Regions from separate parts of the Homo sapiens genome. Here region 1 is linked to region 2. Evidence: chromatin contacts called from ENCODE Hi-C data. All regions are on one chromosome and are shown on one strand. Each heading gives the region's core, a stretch centred on a gene start or an enhancer-like site at or near the end of the contact. The rest is flanking DNA. Distances are from core to core; before and after follow the strand shown.

Region 1 (4,388 bases), core at 1,486-3,985, 41 kb after region 2:
CTCTCTTAATGAAAATTACATTCTGCTCAGCCTACTTGTTGGCCTATATATCCTGCACTTACTGAATGATTTCTTAAATGTTCTTCATGAAATGTTTCATTAAAATTAGTGTAAGAATGAAAAAAATGTACAAAGAGAAAGCTAATCAGCTTCTTCTCCTACCAACACCTCCAACATAAGTAAATAGCCTCATGCTGACTGATCTATAACTTTATTTTTTTTTCTTCAGCTTTTATTTTAAGTTAATGGGTACATGTGCAGCATGTGCAGGTTTGTTACGTAGGTAAATGTGTGCTCTGGTGGTTTGGATCACATATTATCCCATCACCCAAGTATTAAGCCCAGCATCCATTAGCTAGTCTTCCTTATGCTCTCCATCCCCCACACAATCCCCCCAGACAGGCCCCAGTGTGTATTGTTCCCCCTTCCATGTGTCCATGTGTTCAATCATTCAGCTCCCACTTGTAAGTGAGAACACACAGTGTTTGGTTTTCTGTTCCCGCGTTAGTTTGCTGAGGATAATGGCTTTCAACCCCATCCATGTCCCTGCAAAGGACATGATCTTCTTCCTTTTTATGGTTGCATAGTATTCCATGGTGTATATGTACCACATTTTCTTTATCCAGTCTATCATTGATGGGCATTTGGGTTGATTCCATGTCTTTGCTGTTGAGAATAGTGCTGCAATGAACACATGCATGCATGTATCTTTATAATAAAATGATTTATATTTCTTTGGGTATATACCCAGTAATGAAATTGCTGGGCAAATGGTACTTCTGCCTCTAGGTCTTTGAGGAACCACCATACTGTCTTCCACAATGGTTGAACTAAAATTTGCACTTCCACCAACAATTTAAAAGCATTCCTTTTTATCTACAACCTCACCAGCATCTGTCATTTTTTGACTTGTTAATAACAGCCATTCTGACTGGTGTGAGATAGCATCTCAATGGATCCACAACTTTCTTTGTGCTCACCAATCTTACGAAAGGATGGCTTGATGCAGGAAGGCAATTAGATGTTTGTTTGTTTGTTTGTTTTGAGTCGGAGTCTCGCTCTGATGCCAGGCTGGAGCGCAATGGTGCCATCTTGGCTCACTGTAACCTCCTACTCCCTGGTTCAAGTGGTTCTCTTGCCTCAGCCTCCTGAGTAGCTGGGATTACAGGCACACGCCACCATGTCCAGGTAATTTTTTGTTTGTTTGTTTGTTTTAGTAGAGACGGGTTTCACCATGTTGGCCAGGATGGTCTCCGTCTCCTGACCTCATGATCCGCCGGCCTTGGCCTCCCAAAGTGCGGGGATGACAGGCATGAACCACCATGCCCGGCTAGATGCTAGTTTTTAAACAAGCTCTGATTCATTGATAATGATTTTTGGCTGCTTGGGGTGCTGTGTTAGGAAGGATCCTGTCTATACTTAGTGGAAGAGTACCAAGATTTCTTACAGTTTTTGCCACAGGCAGGAGTTGAAACTGGAAAGCAAGGGAGTGGGTGGCATTCCTTTCCCATTGTAGGTTTGGGGAGCGAACTGCTGCACCTGGCAACTGAAAGGGCCAGAAGGGCACAGAGTACCACTCTATAACATTTCTATTCTGGTTCATTTTTGTGTCCTATTAAAACAGCTAATGTTTCTCTGCAACAGTGCTATTCACAAAAAGGCTGTCCAAGTAGGGTTTGGATACACAAAGTAGGAAAGAGAGAGAGAGAAGGAGATAGATTGGCAGAAACTAGCATATTCTATCATTCTAAGAATGCAAACGTGTCACCATTTGCCTTAAAGCTGATATACTCTAGGAATTACTCTTCCTATGCAAAGTGTACAATTCTAAGTGTTTAAGTATTTGGATCACTGTTACTGTGGGATAATAATGTCCAGTTCAACTTCACTGCTTTTCTCAGAGAGGCAAATAGATACTGGGTCAGTCAAGATTATTCTTAGTGTGTCGGGGGCAGAATGGTGGGGTGAAAAATCAAGCTTTGCTTTCATTTTTTACTACCCGGCTTCCTACATAACACTTCAGCAGATGTCAAGACCATTTGTTTGGTTCCTCATAGCCTCCATGTGATCTTTCTCTTCACTGCAGTGTTCCCCAGGTGTGAGTTGCTTTGCTCAAGATCATTTTCAATGACTCAATTTTCAAAGCAAATGTACACACAAGACAGTAGTATTTTCAAAAACACAGGTTATCACATTTTCCAAGGGGGATAGACAAGAGAAGGGAGGATGCCGAGAATAGAGTGTGAGTTTATTTCACATAGCAGGTCTCATAAAGATTGCATCCATAAATGTGCTGCCAAATTGAACAATAGCAGTGGGGAATAAAGGGGAGGAGGGAAGAGAGGACTCAGATGAAGGCAAAGAGAAAAAACAACTTTAGGAAAGTGTGAAGTTTAAGGAGACATGCCTATAACACTGGCTTTCTACCCAGTCTCATGCTAACTCCTGGCTAGAAATATATAGGGACACAGACACACACACACACAAACACACCACCTCCTTGAAGGAAGAAACATTTTATTTAATCAGGATTGCTAAGGAATGTTGCTGCTGATAAGGCGACAGAAAATATTTCTGGGAGTGCATTTTCGGAACTTGGGAACAGAGACAGTCTGTCTGAACCCAGCTCAACTTTTCTTTCTTATCACTTTTTAAAAGCATGTTATCTTTAAGAGCCAAATTAACTTTTCATGATATGGTTTCTCAGCAGCTGACACTTGGGCATTACAGGGCTGGACAGGAATGACTAAGCAGTTTTGTAAAATGACTATCCCCAGAGCTGCTGGCTTGCTGGTTTTGGTGTCAATCATATATTTAGGATCTTTTTTCCTGTCTAGATTTATGTAGCTCTTTAAGAATAGAATTGCTTGGTCCAGGAAAGGTGTGACTAGTATAATAAACAAAAGAAGCCACAGAGGATATTCTTGTGAGAAACCAATTAATTATTCACACCAATATGTTATAAGTACAGTTCATTTTCTCTTTTGACTATTGCATTACAAAGAATTTTCTCAATGCATTCAGGAGATATAATTAATAATACCCTAAACAGTAATTTTAATAGTTATGGTGTTGTACTGGGAGGCCTATCAACTAAAATTCAAAAATAAAATAAACACAGTCCCTACTTTTAGGAAGACAAGAGTCACTGTATTTAAATTTTTACTTTTGATGTCTTTATTATTTGTGGACACTCTGAAAAACATAAAATGTCATATTATAACAGACTTTAATGTTTTAAAATAAGTGGGATTTTCAAAAACACACAGTTCTGGAAAGGTGTATTTCTTTATGTACCTATCTATATGATAAGAAGTTTTACCACATGGCTGTATCATTTATGGAATCAATTAAAACCAACTGTGGTGGTAAAAAAATAACCTCTAGTGGACTTATTCAACTGTATATGGAATTTTATTTAGGGAGTTATGGAATGAATAGTTTTTTTCCCTGAAAGCATTGTTTTGTTAGTTTTCTGATTGTTTGATAGATAGACATAAAAATTTTCCTTATAAGTCCTTGGATATAATTTTACTTTTCACATATGATTGATCCCTTCTATTTATTTTGCCATCAGAAACCAATTTTTTAACATTGCATATTATCCAGAATTTGAATGTCACAAAATTCAAACAGGTAAAATGTAAGGTTTGTTATGTACACACACACACACACACACACACACACACACACACAGACACATACACTGAGCTAAAGAGGATGGTCTTTGTGTACAGAAAAGGATAACATTTTTTCCCTTTAGTATGTTTATTGATGAACACAAACAGAATTCTGTTTGGTTTATGTTGCATGTTTTATTGTTTCTTTTTTTAGATTTTAATTTTCCTGTTACTATGTGTGTATGTGTGTAAGTATAAGTTTTATATTTTTCAGGGGTAAAACAGTTTCCGGTAAACAATTTTTTTGTTTTGCTTTGTTTTGTTTTGTTTTGTTTTGAGACGGAGTCTTGCTCTGTCACCCAGGCGGGAGTGCAGTGGCGCGATCTCGGCTCACTGCAAGCTCCGCCTCCCGGGTTCACACCATTCTCCTGCCTCAGCCTCCCGAGTAGCTGGGACTACAGGCGCCCGCCACCACGCCCAGCTAATTTTTTTTTGTATTTTTAGTAGAGATGGGGTTTCACCATGTTAGCCAGGATGGTCTCCATCTCCTGACCTCGTGATCCGCCCGCCTCGACCTCCCAAAGTGCTGGCATTACAGGCGCGAGCTGCAGCGCCCAGCCCGGTAAACATTTTTTTTATAGAGGGAGTTTTAATACGTTCTGTATTAGTTTCTCTGTTTTTTCATTTGTATATTTGATGTGATACTCAAGTTGCTATTTAAGCTCTATTCTACCTTTTTTTGTCCCATGGGAGTCCATTCCATCCTCT
Region 2 (4,399 bases), core at 272-2,771:
AGTATCATACTGTATTTTAAAAATATATTGCTGAGCATAATGGTTGTTTCCAAACCACCAGTATTTCAAAGAGGCTGCATTGACCATCCTTATAAGTAAATATCTCTACATATTCATAATAATTGGTTTAGAATCGATTTCTAAAGTTAGAATTGCTGAATCAAATGGTATATCTTAAATGTATATTTCATACACGTTTTAATGTACTGCTAAATTGCCTTCCAGAATGTTTGTGCCAATTATTACTTTTAGTAGTATATCAAATACTTTTTAAACAATAGATACATTCACTTTAAAAAGAAATGGCAATGACTTTTAATTTTTTAGCTTATTTTATTGAGTTTGAAAAAGATTTGGCCACTTGTTTTTTTCTCTCTTGTATACTGTATGAACATTTGAATTTAAAAAATGTATACTGCACTGCTTCTTTAATTGTCATATTCACTGAGGTAACATTTGTTGAGCATCTACTCAAGACAGGCACACTGCACAGGGTGAGAGATGTAAAGACCAGGACACTTATGCTAAAGTCAGTGGTGTCCATGAAGAGCAGAGGCACAGTGAAATTTGCCTGGTCCTTCTAGGGGCTTTGGAGATGCATATTAAACATCTGAAGCCAAGGGATTCTTCTTAGAGCTGTCCTCCCAAGAAAGAGGGAACCAAACAATGAGGAGATTTGGCAAGTCCTACCCAAAGAGAACTGACATTTCTTAGGCATTTTATGAAGAGATACATAGAACTCCAGTTCCACTTGTTAAAAGCAATAACTGCTTTCACTTACTGAACATGCACGCTGTGGCAGGCTCACTGCTGATATTTTACAACTTTCTGCGATCAGAAAGGTTATAACCCGTAGATCTGCCAATGAGTGGATTCTGACCCTGGGTGAAGTGAATGAACTAGCCCAAGAGTTTGCAATTCTAAGTGGAAATGCTGGGATTCACCATCTGATCTGATGCTTTGCTCTGTCTTCTCTTATTTACACCCAGGTTTCTCAGCTTTCCACCTTTGTTATATTTGCATTTTGCCATACCTGCCTGTTAACCTTTTCTTAAAACAAATTGATCATCTATGTTTATTTTTGAACACTTTGTTGTTAGTTTCCTTAAAAAGGAAACTTTGTATCTCTATTATAAATAGAAAATCAGTTATATTTGCCATATAAAAATAAAATAAGTAAAAATGTATGGTTTCATGTGTACCACCAAAAAGCATTTCATCTTTCTATCCCCTTTCCCATCTCTTGCCAGAGGCCAGGCTATAACACCTGAGGAAACACTGCCCCAGTCACTGCAAACATTTAGTCACTAGGGACAGCAGAACAAGACTGTGGGAACTTGGTAAGAACCTGGGACCCTTTGTACCTTTCTTCTGTTGGTTTCTTTATTCTCATTCTCTTCTGGATGGTCTCCAGAATAACTGGGGAGACAACACTTACAGGAAAAGCGCATGTGTTCTTGTCTCAGAGTGGAAGAAAGAAGAGCCGCCGTGTTCCAGCTAGTGCTCAGAGAAGGTGCTCTACATATCTTGTTGACCTTGATTTGAGCTATAAAAGGCTGCTGACTCAGAGCATTAAAACAGAACCACTGGCTTATTCTCTGAGTAATTCAAGTCTGCCTTTCCCTCAGTCGATCCCAGAGGTGGCTAGTCAAGCCTGGCGATGTTCATTTACCATCAGAGATTAAGCCTGTCTGGCCAGGCTTTGTCTGGTAGCATTTTCTTAATCAAATATAATGACAATTTGAATAAACTCAAGTCCATTGAACATTGTTCATGTTTTATTATTAAGAAAAAATAGGCACTTTGATTCTTGGAACACTTTTTAAAAGGCTCCTCGCTGTGTCAGTCTCTGTTTGTTATTTTGGGGCATGACAGTTATCTAAAGAGAACCAGCCAGATTTAATCTGACAGCCACAGTCAGGGAAGAGCGCTACCAATCTAATTATCCAGTAATCTAGTCAGAATGGGAGTAATTCTAGGCCTTTCTCAGGCAGCTAATCACATTTCCTGTGCATTAGCAGCCACACATGGGGAGCTTTTAGGAACAAGGTTTTTGGCCTGCACGGGCTTCATGAGCCTCATAGTGGTATAATTTCTTTGTTGACTTCTTCCCCCAGAGTGGTTTCTTCAGGATTTTTCATTTTGTTCTCATTCCTACTTTTCCCCTGCATTGCCGAGGGTGTCTTAGCTTAGCTTCAAGTTCTAAGTTTGACGAGCTTCTGACTTTCCTTTCAGAATGCAGCAGAGGAGGAAGGGTACATTCACGGATCCATATGCTTATTTCTTGTGCAGGGACAAATTAAGGAGCGTAACACAGTCTGCAGGGAAAAAAGGGAGAAAAACGTGAAAGTTGTTTTCTTCAAGGAAAGCGCCGTTGTTTGTGGGCCATTTTTCATGTCATTTCTCTATCAATGTGGGTGATTTGAGGGAGGTTTCTAGAGAAAAGGCCGGAGAAAAGAGACAGTTAATGGATATTTAGTTCTGTCGTTGTCTCTGAATGTCAAGCTGTAGGTAATATTGATCTCGTCTCATTTCTGTAATCACAATTTTAACATGGAAAAAGGAAAACACACACACATTCAGGGAGTGGGAGCATTAATGAATTTCCTGCCATTTTCTTTCTCTGAAAACCTCCGTTTAGGATAATTTCATATTAGTCCTGTAAAGCAGAATGTTTTTCGAGTGCATTGGTTTCTCACACTCCAAAATTGAGGTTTCAGTGGCAGTATGCCGCTTCTACCCCCAGCTTTCAAACATTTCTCCAGCTTCTCATAATCACAGCTTGGTTAGTCTGAATCCAAACATTTGAATCTAATAGAGGGGAATTCTAGTCACTAACAGGTTTACAATATAGTAATTTTCCCCAAAGTTATCCATGATAAATGGGCTTCCCAAATAGCCTCTAGCAATCACAGCATAACGCATTAGATGGAACACTCCAAAAAAATAAAAAAAAGGAAATTTGAAATCCTGTGTTAAATTGTCGTGTTACAATTTTGAACGGGTTTCAATCACAATTTGCATCCTCTCAACTGAAATTTTTGTGGGCTTAAACAATGCTTTTATTCCAGTAATTGTGGGAGGTATATGCCACTAGGGGCTGCATAGTTTGGGTGTGCCTCCATGCACAGACAAGAACTGTTGCTGAATCATAAGTATATTTGAGCCTCGTGTCTGAAGCCTGTGGACCTAGAGCCTAACGTGTCTCAGATGGAACACGTAGACTGGTTCCAGTGCTTCTTGTTCTGTTTCTAATTATGTCGTGTCTGCATTCATTCTAGGTTTAGATCTCACAAATGCTATTGATAGAACTTTGCCTAAAAGGTTCAGTAAAACTACAAACAAACCCTAGTTTTGAACTGTCATCCAATATATTATAATAGTATATGAATTTTAGTCTTTCATTGCAGGCACTATATTGTTTGACTCTGATTGTATTGATTGCACAGGCGAAAGTAGGATTATAGCCGAAGAGTAGTTCATGGCTGACATTTTTATCGATGGTTCCATGAACCTGAATGTGTACTTCAATCCACTAAGGTCACTGATTAAAATGTTTACCCAATAAAAATTACATTTAAATATGTCAATAGTACATCAACTTACATAACATCTTTCATCTGAAAATATAACAACATATATGAGAAATTAATGGCATAGTCACTAATCCCTGTAGAAGTATTGCTTAACCATGGTTCACTTCTCACAGAATCAAAAAGAGAGAATAAAAATGGTATAGCAAAGACTTTTAATGATTCCAGCATCTATTAGGGTATCATTGTCACAAATAAAAAGAATACCAGTTCCTACATTTCTCAAGGCTATTTCTCAATACAAGTTAAAATGATTCAGGAATGCAGGAGATGCAAAAAAAGAGGCTGCATATTAAGAGCTTGTTTGAGCAATGGAACCTCTATGTATTTACAAATGTGGCACTTTTCTCTCTGCTTTAAAACTTAGATCTTGAATTACTCGAGTGATTGTGATCTGCAAATCGGTATACATTGTTGATTTCTCTGTTCAAATTAATATCTGCTGAATGAGTTGGGCTTTGTAAAAGTTCGGCTTTGTGTCTTATTCATTCTCTGCCAGGGTGTCTGGTGCTGTCCAAGGAATGTCCCAGGACAGAAGGGTCTTTGTATAAGGAACAATAATAAATTCCATTATTGCCATTTATGAATTATCAGGCTGCCTTGATCTAGTTAACTTCTGTACAAAGAGTGCTATCAACTTCAAACTTTAGTTAAGTCATCATGAGGCAATGATTCCAAGTTTTGATCCATTTTATAAGGGATCTTCCATTTTACTGTATCATTCTGAATACTGTTCATTTTCTGTCATTTTTAATTTGGTTTTTCTTTTAAAAAGTCAGCTTCTGTAACACGTTTTGACTTTGAGG

Evidence for each region. A loop is a pair of places that touch in the nucleus more often than their neighbours do. Pooled maps may share reads with other maps.
Region 1: a loop to region 2 is called in a map of IMR-90, with 3 times the contacts of the local background. The contact joins the enhancer-like site here to the promoter of RBMS3-AS2 in region 2. A Hi-C loop is called at or near these places in 7 of 168 maps with a recorded cell type or tissue (IMR-90, Right ventricle myocardium inferior, cardiac septum and 4 more), 1 of 37 single-sample maps with no recorded cell type and 12 of 50 pooled maps.

Annotation. Positions count from the first base shown.
Region 1 is chr3:29,681,121-29,685,508 of GRCh38, forward strand. All of the region lies in intron 4 of RBMS3 (RNA binding motif single stranded interacting protein 3), which reads left to right. Among named protein-coding and RNA genes, the nearest start is that of RBMS3-AS2, 40 kb to the left of the region's middle. Within about 2 kb of position 2,736, at least 3 of the 41 ENCODE cell types and tissues checked have a DNase peak (open chromatin) inside an H3K27ac peak, as active enhancers do; they include IMR-90, where a contact is called at or near this core.
Region 2 is chr3:29,641,295-29,645,693 of GRCh38, forward strand. RBMS3-AS2 (RBMS3 antisense RNA 2) reads right to left here and starts at 1,522. Exons shown (of 3, transcript NR_174948.1): 1 at 1,365-1,522. All of the region lies in intron 4 of RBMS3 (RNA binding motif single stranded interacting protein 3), which reads left to right.